Linked DNA regions of Mus musculus: region 1 is linked to region 2. The links are chromatin loops, found by intact Hi-C in ENCODE. Cell type or tissue: left cerebral cortex. All regions are shown on one strand. Each heading gives the region's core, and the rest is flanking DNA. Links, peaks and the distances in the headings are about the cores only.

Evidence for each region. Hi-C counts contacts between places; a loop is a spot of excess contacts. Peaks named below come from ENCODE experiments on the same cell type or tissue, not always from the same donor. Only the 100,000 strongest peaks of a DNase experiment are listed, where the experiment ranks them.
Region 1: it touches region 2 in a loop (3-fold over the local background); 4 of 42 quality-filtered maps call a loop at or near these places.

What each region holds. Positions count from the first base shown.
Region 1 is chr6:126,585,333-126,590,705 of GRCm38, forward strand. It overlaps Gm33449 (a long non-coding RNA gene), which reads right to left and starts at 2,573. Exons shown (of 2, transcript XR_378038.3): 1 at 1-2,573. In left cerebral cortex, for the core only: no CTCF peak of the experiment used is centred there; DNase peaks (open chromatin) are centred at 690, 1,565, 3,153 and 3,681; H3K27ac peaks cover 2,610 bases.
Region 2 is chr6:126,640,796-126,646,168 of GRCm38, forward strand. Kcna1 (potassium voltage-gated channel, shaker-related subfamily, member 1) reads right to left here and starts at 5,006. Exons shown (of 2, transcript NM_010595.3): 1 at 3,461-5,006; 2 at 1-3,091. The coding sequence starts at 2,560. The coding sequence ends at 1,073. In left cerebral cortex, for the core only: a CTCF peak has its summit at 2,138; DNase peaks (open chromatin) are centred at 2,185, 2,338, 3,285, 3,602 and 4 more places; H3K4me3 peaks cover 4,591 bases; H3K27ac peaks cover 3,340 bases.

The DNA.
Region 1 (5,373 bases), core at 116-5,115, 55 kb before region 2:
ACTCAAAAGACCAGGCTCAGACAGCTCAGCAGCAGAGCACGGGCTCTGGGGTGCATCCCTAACACCATCAAAAGAAAATGAAGTAAACCCAAGACTTGGTTTGGGTTTTCAGCTCTGCCCTTCAACATCTATGTGACCTTCTGCGTTTGACTTGGCATCTCCAAGTTCAAAATTCTATAAAGGAAGGGAAAGAGGGAGAGGGGATAGGAGGGAGGGTGGGAGAAGCTGCTCCCTGGAGATTGCTAAGGAACCATGGTCCCACGGCCATGCAAAGGCTGTAGGATGCCTTGTGAACACGTTGCCCAAATCCTCTCTGTGCAGAATGACCTTAGGTTATGTCACATCCCGACAGTCGCTGTCAATGTTCCCTGTCCACCAGTATTGCTAACTTTTCAGGAAAGTCTCCCATTCAAGTGCCACCTCGCCTAGTTGCTTGTGCCGAATGCCTGGTGTCCTGCTGTGCATGCCCTGAGCAAGGCCAGACCCAGCTAGGCAGTTACATGGGGAGTAAACTGAAGCCATGCAGTGCCTGTCATGCAGCCTTCCTGTCTTCCTGTTCCACCCCTGTGCCTGGAGAGGGAGAGGGGAAGAGGGTCGACACACATCCACCCCTCTTCCTGGCCTCCGTCCTGGAGAGAGAAATGCGGCTCCATCTCCACAAGCCAAAGGAACAGCTTGTGCTGCCTGAGCAGGCGAGCGCCAGGAGGGGATCTGAGTCATTCTGACAGCAAGGAAGGCACTGTGCCAGCCATGCAGAAGGCACTCCTCTAGGGCAGGACAGCCGACATCAGGGCAGGGAGATGGAGCTCCCAAGCAGAGGGCTCCAAGTTGGCTTTGCGGCCACCTGGCCCTTGGAGCACACAAGAGCAAAGACTCCCTTTTCCCTATGTCCGTGTCCATGTCCGTGTGTGTGTGTGTCCGTGTGTGTGTGTGTGTGTGTGTGTGTGTGTGTGTGTGTGTCTCCTTGTGACACAAGGAGCACTGGCTTCCCTTATAGCATGGATCAACTACACACCCTGCTAAGTGACCATGGGCCTTCTGTCCTCACTGGACTGTGGTGGGTCACATTGTCACACAAGGAAGAGACAACACATTTCCACTTCCTACCTATACCTCCCAGGATGACTGCCCTCCCAAACACACACAGGCACACACACACAGGTACACACACACACCCACCACACATCCTTTAATAATTTCACACAAACCATTTTTCTCATGCTTCCCCCTTTCCTAGGTAAGGCTTACATGCTTGCTGGAACCTTTGTTTCCCAGGTGGCAGTGCCACTCGCAGAGGTTATAGAATCTTGGGGGCATGAGGCTTAGCTGACATTATGGGTGGGGCTTGAGGGTTTGAGCTTGGTCCTCTTTCTATGTCTTATTTCTGTTTCTTGCTTCAATAAGATGTGGCAAGCTTCCACCCACGGCATGATCCCACAGTGGCCATGAACTCCAGTATGCCTTCCCTGTCAGTCAAAATGCATCCTTGCTTCTGTCAGCTATTTGATCACAGTGAGGTGAGCTGTCATCACTCAATGACGACTGTGTGCTGCATTGCTTCTTTTCCTGTGACTTAGTAGCGTTAGAGCCAGGAGGTAGCTCTCTGATTCTTAACCCCGACTCACTGTAGAAGCACGAACAAAGATTATAAAACAGTTCCTGGGTTCTACCACAGGGTAACCAACTCAAGTTACAGGCAGGGATGTGTTTCCCAGACTCCCAGAATATACCATGTCTTAGGACCTGCTGGCTCTAGATGCTCACACATCTTCCATGAAGGCACATTCTGTTCAGAGACAGGCCAACTACTACCTTAGCTCTCCAATTGCTCTACCTACCTAGTGAAAGGTCTTCCATAATTCTAAGCCCAGCCCTAGTCAAATATTGTGTGTTTGCCTCATCTCTAGGCCACTCTGGTGTCTGTCACAGTCCTGGCACCTATTTGAGACTTTGATGGCCCCTTGATGGTCCACATGGAGCCCACCAGCTTCTGAAAAATGTGTAAGGAGGAAGCTTGCTTTATTGCCCAGTCTCCTCATTTGTTTGGGGCTTAATATCAGGAGAGACCACCTTACGAGGACTGAGTGAAGCCATCTTCACAATAGCTATCAGGAGCGGCAACAGATTACATTCCTGATGTGTCCTGGGGTCCAGACAGGTGGAATAATGAATCACCCACACCCAGTTGTGTGGATGCTCCCGCTGCCTCCCAGAGGATACATGTCTATAGCAATGGGTCTTTGGAATGGAGAACTGTGTCTGAGCCCAGGGTGGGTGAGCATGGGCAACAGAACACTTCCACCACACAAAAATGCTTGAAGGCCCAGATGGTATTCATTAGAGAGGGAGTCAAGCCAGCACAGGACAGCAGCCTTTTCCCTTCCCCCAGCCTCAAGGACAGCCTGGGAAAAACCAGGTCCTCCCTTCTTGGAATGAGTGTCTGCTGCTCCTTTTTAATTCTAAATCTCTCAGAGAAGGACATTGCTTCTCAGTGCCACCACTCAGAAGGGAAGGGACAGCCTCTCTCTCTCTCTCTCTCTCTCTCTCTCTCTCTCTCTCTCTGTTTTATTGGATATTTTCTTTATTTACATTTCAAATGTTATCCCCTTTCCCAGTTCCCTATGCCCCGGGGTCCCCCCCCATCCCTGCTCCCCTTGCTTCTATGAAGTTATTCTCCCACTCATCCACCAAATCTTGCCTCCCTGCCCTGGCATTCCCTTACACTGGGGCACCGGGCCTTCACAGGACCAAGGCCTCTCCTCCCATTGATGCTCAACAAGGCCATCATCCACTATACATGCCACTGGAGCCATGGATCCCTCCATGTGTACTAGTGACAGTGTCTCTTAACCATCACAATTCAAAATTTAGATACTAGATGTCACTTCCTGGGTGACCTTGTACACACCCAGCAGTTGTGTGGAATGTTCCTCACCCTGCTTACATTTCCTAAAACATAAAGAATATCATTTGATAGGCCAGTGTCAGGGTTTGCCACTTGCCATCTATAGGTCATCAGAACTAGAGGGCCACACAAAATCAGGCTGGAGTACATCATTAGTGAATGAAAATCTGGTACAGCTGCAATCTCAGAACACAGGAGGTGAAGCAGAAGGATGAGTTCAAGGATAGCCTGAGCTACATAGTACATTCCAAGCCAGTCTGGGCTACTGCCCAAAATAAAAGAGAGGGAGGAAAATCTGAGAATGTAACTTAAAAGTAGAACACTTACTTACCTAACACATAAGATAAATGATCTTGGTTCAATCTCTAGCACTACCATAAAAATGGATGGATGGATGGATGGATAAATGAATGATTGAATGAATGAATGAATGAATGAACGAACAGCAACCAGCAAAAACTTGAGCAGGTGCATGATCTGTTACCCCTAGTTTTCTAGAGGACCCCCAAAGAAGCTGGGGATTGGTAAGAGAACTCAAGTTTCCCAACTCTGCTCTGAATGAAGCTCTAAGACACTAAGCCACAGAGAGGGGATGGCCCAGCCTTGAGCTGAAGAACTGTTGGCAGCTGCCTCCTCCAGGAAAAGGAGGAAAAGTGGGCAGCTCTGTGGCTCTGTGGCTCTGAGGCTCCTTCCCCAGCCTGGCACTCCCACTTCGGTCTGCCTGCCAGCCCACAGCACCACCCTTCCTATCGTATCCCAGAGAGGCAACACAAGACCGTTATGAAAGCAAGTGCTTCTAGATTTCAAGGTCTCTGTTTTAAATCCATGACCTTCGATGTGATTAAAATGCTGCTCTTGGTTTCACAGGAGCCTTTATGTAAGCGAGTAGAGAACCATCCCCAACAAGCTGTGCCTGCTTCCCAAAGCCTGCTGGGAAATGGTACCTAACTGCAAAGGCTTTCAGAGCAGAACACCGGCTAGGGGCTCTGAGAGTTTGAAAGAATCTCTTCATCTGATTCAAAAGCCCACAGCTTTACAAATGTGTCCATCCACTAACCTCAGCCTCAGCACACTTAATACATGGGGACTGGGTAAAAGTGATGGTTCTAGGGATAACCCATGCTCAGGGGCAGGAAAGGAAAGGGCCGGAGAAAGATAAGCCAAGAGGTAGAAATGAGGAGCAAGCTTTTCACCCAAATAGAGATTCAAAAGACAGGGCAGGACCAGCATGACTCAGGACAGACAGCTCAGGAACTGTTTCTGAGCTTGTTCGCAATGTTGTGGTAGACCAGTACTCCCAATAGAGCACATTGGACACTAAGTCAGTTGTAGTGTTTCATAATCCCACTGAAAATGAACACAGCTAAAGTTAATCTGTTTTAAGATAAGAACTTACTATGTAGTCCAGGCTAGCCTCAAACTCAGTGTATAACCCCAAACCACTCTCAGGGCAATTCTCCTGTGTCGCCCCCCTAAGTACTGGGATAACAGCCATGTGTCACCATGTCTAGCAGTTTTAATAGTATTTTTAGTTCACACAGTATGTTTAACACATAGATATTTTAGCACACAATCTATATGAAATAACCAACAAAGATAGACCTTTTAATGCCCATTATTTCAAATCCATGACTACTTTAAATCCACATGTGTCTCAGCTCACCAGTGCCACATAACAAATGGTTGACTTCTCCTTTTGTTGAGTAGCTGCCATAGTGTATTGGATGTTCCAGAGAAATCAGGAGAATAAAATAAGCCTGATATGGTTACCAAAACTTCCAAATGAATGGGGATAGTGATATTGAGGTGTCCTTGGAGGCTTTAGAGCATAACTAATTTTGCCCAACTTAGAGGTTCAAGATAGCTCCTGTATCCCCGGGGGAAATGACGCTAGGCCATGCTGCAAGCTGAAGAGATTAAGTCCTGTTGGGGGATGAAGCCTACTAAGAATAGGTTTTAGGAAGCAAGTATAAGCAAAAGCTGGGAAGTGGTTCAGGCAGTCACTCCCATGCTGGGTAAGAGTGAAGAACTGGGTTCTGATGCCCAGGATCCACATAAAATCCCTGTGGTGTTGTACACGTGTGACAAAAGAGTGGAGCTACGGAGACAGGTGAATGGAGAATTTTCTGGACACACAGGCCAAATGAAACAGCAAGCTGGAGGTTGAGTAAGAAACCTTGTCGCAAAAAGTAAAATGGAGACCAAGAAAGGAAGCTACCCCACCTTGACCTCTGGCTCTTCATATACTTGTGAGGGGAAGTACTCCAACATACTCAGTGGCAACTGCTTCTTATCCAAAGATGTGTGCAGCTTCCTGGTACCGAGTAAACTCAACTTCAGTGGTAGCCTCATCCCATGAGAAGTCTGAGAGATCAAGCGTCAGAATCTACCCCCAAATGGCACCTATTATCTGCCTTTGTATGCTCGTGGAGATAAAAGAGCTGATTCCTCTTGGCAACATACACAGC
Region 2 (5,373 bases), core at 108-5,107:
ACAGTACTTTAGTTGCTAAGAAAAGAGTTAATAAATGAAGGAGTGCACTTTTGGTGAATGCAAATGAAAAGGGCCTATATTTAGAAGAGTCAATTTCAACGTAAGCTTATTCCCTATTGTCTGGGTTAACTTTCTCGGCATGCGATTATAAAATAAATGTTATCAGATTCAAACATGCTTACCATTTAACTCTTGTGCTCTTGCAATAAGGAGGGTAAGGTTTTACATCCACTTCTGAAGGTCAGGGGTCAGGGGTCAGGATTGGTTAAAAAAAACTACATTTGGATCATCTGCAGTTGATAGAACTTAGCAGCCCTACAGATGAATCAACTCATTTAATCAAGTTACCCTTTTCTTAGAGAATAGACTGGATTTAGGAGAATGGGGCAGATAGAGAATCCCAACAGATTGGGCCCAGTATCAGATTTGCAAGGTGCTTTCTGAACCATTCTCAATTAGTCCAGATTTTGTTAACCTTGTATGCAATTCAGTTGATCAAAATAAAAGCATTGCCCCCCCCCACACTGACCACTGAAGCTGTTAGAAACTGTTCCACAGAGCACACTATCTGAAATGTGCTGTGCGGTTTGCAAAAGTTTAGAGTGGAGTTCCATGCAGATTTGAATTTTTATATTCCTAAGTGGTCATCTGATTTTTAGGGGAAAAAACAAAACAAAACAAAAATAAATAAATAAAAAAACGAAAACAAAACCTTAAGCCAAAAGATTGGAAATACTTCAGGACAAGGAAATCGTCTTATTTCACACAGACTACTTAATGGAGAGCATTTATAAGAAAATCCTCTTTCTTTTCTTTTTAATAAAAATGAAAATAGTTGGTTGTTGGGTCATTTTTGTGTTTTTGTTTTTATTTTTTGCTTTGTGTTTGGTTTTTTTTTTTTTTAATGGATCTTGAAAGCTTCAGGTTCGCCACTCCCCAAATTCACAATGCAACAATGCATTGCCAGCAAAATAAAGCATTCAAAGACTACTGCTTAGTAAAGTATCTACAGAGCGGGACAGGAGTCGCCAAGGGGTTTGTTTGGGGCTTTTGTTGGCTTGCCTGTTGCTTTTTAAACATCGGTCAGGAGCTTGCTCTTATTAACGCAGTTTTGATCAGCTGTGGTGCAGTTACCAGTTCTGATATTAGCCTGTCTGTAATGGGCTATGCTATTGTTCATATCCTCTTCGATCTCCATGTACTCAGACTTGCTGATAGTAGAGGAGCTGCGGCGGCTGAGGTCACTGTCAGAGGCTAAGTTAGGAGAACTAACATGGAGCAACTGAGCCTGCTCTTCCCCCTCAGTTTCTCGGTGGTAGAAATAGTTGAAATTGGACACAATGACAGGTACGGGCAGGGCAATTGTCAGCACACCAGCGATGGCACACAAGGAGCCCACGATCTTGCCTCCAATTGTCACAGGGTACATGTCACCGTATCCCACAGTGGTCATGGACACCACCGCCCACCAGAAAGCATCGGGGATACTGGAGAAGTGCGACTCAGCTTCTTCCGCCTCCGCAAAGTACACTGCGCTAGAAAACAGTATGACCCCAATGAAGAGGAAAAAGATGAGCAGCCCTAACTCCCTCATACTAGCTTTGAGGGTCTGGCCCAGGATCTGAAGGCCCTTGGAGTGGCGGGAGAGTTTGAAGATTCTGAACACCCTTACCAAGCGGATGACCCTGAGGATGGCCAGGGAAGTGGCCTGCTCGCCCTTCTGATTTCCCTCCTGCTCAGCTATCTCCGTGCCCAGGGTAATGAAATAAGGGATGATGGCCACAATGTCGATGAAGTTCATGATGTTCTTAAAGAAGTCTGTCTTGCTGGGGCAGGCGAAGAAGCGCACCACCAGCTCAAAAGAGAACCAGATGATACACAAGGTTTCCACAATGAAGAAAGGGTCTGTGAAGATGTTGGAAGTATAGATGACTGTGGTGTTGTCGATGCGGTGGATGGTGCCCGTGAAGTCCTTGTCGTCCTTCAGCTCAGGGAGAGTCTCCAGGCAAAAGATGACTATGGAGATGAGGATGACCATGACCGACACAATGGCAATAACCCGGGCAGGTCCTGAGCTCTCCGGATACTCAAAGAGCAGCCACACCTGGCGCTGGTACTCCTTCTCGGGTAGGGGGCGCTCCTCTTCCTTGATGAAGCCCTCATCTTCCCGGAACTTCTCCATGGCTTCCTCGCCCAACTCGTAAAATTTAATCTCCTCGGAGAACATGTCCAGGGGCACGTTGACCGGCCTGCGCAGGCGGCCCCCGGACTGGTAGTAATAAAGGATGGCATCGAAGCTGGGCCGGTTGCGGTCAAAGAAGTACTCGTTCCTCAGGGGGTCAAAGTAGCGCATGCGTTTCTTCGGGTTGCCCAGCAGCGTGTTGGGGAACTGTGCCAGAGTCTTGAGCTGCGTTTCGAAGCGCAGCCCGGAGATGTTGATTACTACGCGCTCGCAGCATTCGTGGTCGTCGTGGTCCGCCTGCCTCGGGTAGCTGCCATCCTGGGGGTGACCTGGAGCGGTCGAAGCCTCGTCCGCATTCTCCCCCGACATCACCGTCATGATGAAAGCAGGGTGCAGGGGTAGGAGGCCAGGAGAGAGCCCGGGTTGTGAAGGAGCGAGGGAGTAGGGGTGGGGGGGACCCAAGCGGCCCCCCCCACCGGAAAGTGAGTCTTCCCCACGCTCACAGGGAGGGGCTTCAGAGCCAGAAGGTTCAGAAGTCTGCAACTTTGCTAGTTATCACCTCCCCTCCTCCACTCTGCCTTTTACGCAATTTGGAAACCCCTCTCGCCTGAGGGCCCCCAGTGAAGCTTTTTTGCTACTCTTGGGGTATTTTTTGGGGGGGGGTGCTCTGTTTTTGTGTTGGTGAATGGGTTTTTCTTCCTGCTCTGATCACCTTAATGCACACCTGCCATCGCTTCCGGGGCTCGCCCCGGCTCCCCTCCCCTCCTGCAGCCCTTCTAGGACACGGTGCAGTGCCAACTCAGCAGCTCCCCAGGCCTGTCACCCACTTTGCTGCTCCTTGGCTCTCCCCCCCTCCTACCCCTCTTCGCCTGCCGCCTTCTAAGCTCCCACCGGGGCGATCGATGGACGCTGCAGAGAAATAAAAAGTGATACGAGGGTAGAAAATCAGAAGCATTCTGATGGGACGAGCCTATAGACACCGAAGAGCACAGACTACTAGCTTTTGTAAAACACATCGGACGTTTACTGGGGTTAACACATACTCACAGACAGACACACAACAGACACCCAGAAATCCAAGTTTGGAAATCTTCCATCCCACTTTTCCCAACGCCCAACAGCCGATCTGTTTACAACTTCGTAAAACTGGAGATCGGAAAAGCGCTTAGAGATACTGAAGGAGCTGCGGGTCCCGGAGAGCAACCCCGCACCCTCAGCCTCCCCCACCCTTCACCCCCAACCTCCGATTCTGCAGCCCCGAACTAGAGAGCTTCCTACCTGGCGGGCCGGCTTGGCGCAGAGGCTGTGCTGAGTCGGCGGAGAGTCTGAATGCGGCAGGTCGCCTTTGCAGCAGCCGGAACGAGCAGCCGCCACCACCGCAGCAGCGTGCGAGAGGCTCCGGGGCCCCTCGCGTTTCCCGTCCTTCTCCTCTCAGGAGTCCGATCGTTTTATCGAGCAGCTACGGAGGAAACGTCCGTACCCTACCCCCATCCTCACACGGTGCAAGCAACCTGGAGACGCTGTCCTCTCTCTGGGGAAGGGAGTCCCGGAGGATGCGGGGTGGAAAGACAAAAAGGCCACCTTCTCCGGAATCACCCAAGCAAATGGCGATAAGCTGCACTCTCGCCCCCCTCTGAACACTACGGGAGCCCTTGATTCGATCCCGAGGGAGGCGGGCGGCTCAAAGCCTGGCTCTACATGGCTCTCCGGTAACCTGCGCTACCACAGCACGGACCTCTCTCCGCGGCGCGCCGCGAGCCTTCAGCAGCTCCGAGTGGGGCAGGGAGCGTGCGGCCGCAGGTTCGCTCGGTCCATTTCTGGGCGCTGCAAGATCAGCAGAAACCTGAGAAAGCGCCTGGAATGCGGAGCAGCGATTGGCCCACCCGGGCGTGGGTTGGGGAGGGCGGGGGAGGGCAGGAGCGAGGAGGTAGATGGAAAATATGAGGGGGTGGTTTGGCAGAGGGGGGTTGTCATTCAGTTCCCATCCTTGCCTGCACAGCTTTTCTTCCGCCCCCCCCCCCGAAAAGCCCACCACCAACTCCTCTTTCCCGGCGGCCGGCAGCCCCTCCCACGCACGGCCCTCCGCTGCGAGCGACCTTCCCCGGGAATTTCACATTGGAGATGGTCAGGTCCGACGCAATGCAGGCGGTGGTGTCCCTGGCAGAACTCCTTGGACCAGTCTGCTTTAGATGCAGTCACACAGGCGATCTTGCTCCTGCATCTCGCTCCTCCGCGCCACCCCGCCTCTCCCCCAGAGGCCTCTCTGCTCAGCCCACCCTAGCCCCCCAACCCCACGCCAGCCACACTCCAAAGGGTGCAGTTTGGTAAGCGCTGCAGTTGAGGATCTCCGGGATTCATCCACACAGTGTTACTGGGAGAAGGTGGTGCCAAGTGTCTGTTTCACTTGAACCGAGGAGGGGGAGCTGAAGTTTTCTTACAGTCAGAATATTCTGAAATGCAGAGAATTTGACGGGAGGGGGAAGGGAGGCGGCGGGGGCGGACAAGCAAAGGTGTCGTGGATTTGTGGATTGTCTGCCAACTTGGTGCTAATTGGGACAAACGTGAGAAGCAAGTCGCCCAATTCGCTTCCTACCCTCAGTCCTGCCTTCCGAACCTCCCCACTCACCCACCCACCCAGTGGCCCTCTGCCGCTCAGGACCACTTTCTAGGCTCCGGACATATTCGCGCAAGGGTCACAGTGGCAGTCTGAGCAAGGGATATGCACCGCGTCCCCAGTGCCGCTGCACCTGGATACAGGCTGCACCGGAGGAGGCAGCCAGCAGCTCCAGTCCTTCCACCGCTGCGGAGCCTCTGAGGAGCCCCCAAGAATCCAGAGTCATCGCTGATTGGTTCTTGGCACGGCCTTGGTACCGCCCCTTCGCACCACCGCGGCTCGCGGCGCCTGCCGCCCACACCACCAACCTCTTTAATCAAAGTCAATGATCACATCCTCCTGGCTCTATTGTGGCTAGTAAGGCAGGGGCCTCTAGAAGGATCCCAGGGATACAGCTAGTTAAATTCCTCCTCCAGATTCAGACCCCAGCATTCCTTTCAGGGGGAAAAAAAAAAATAAGTGTTTGTTCGCTCCTCTCCTCCGGATTCCTAACCCTGCCTTTTCTTCCATGAACAGCGAGTTCTATTGCACAGTACTTCTTCCCACCTTAAACTCCACCCAGTGCACACTGGTCCCT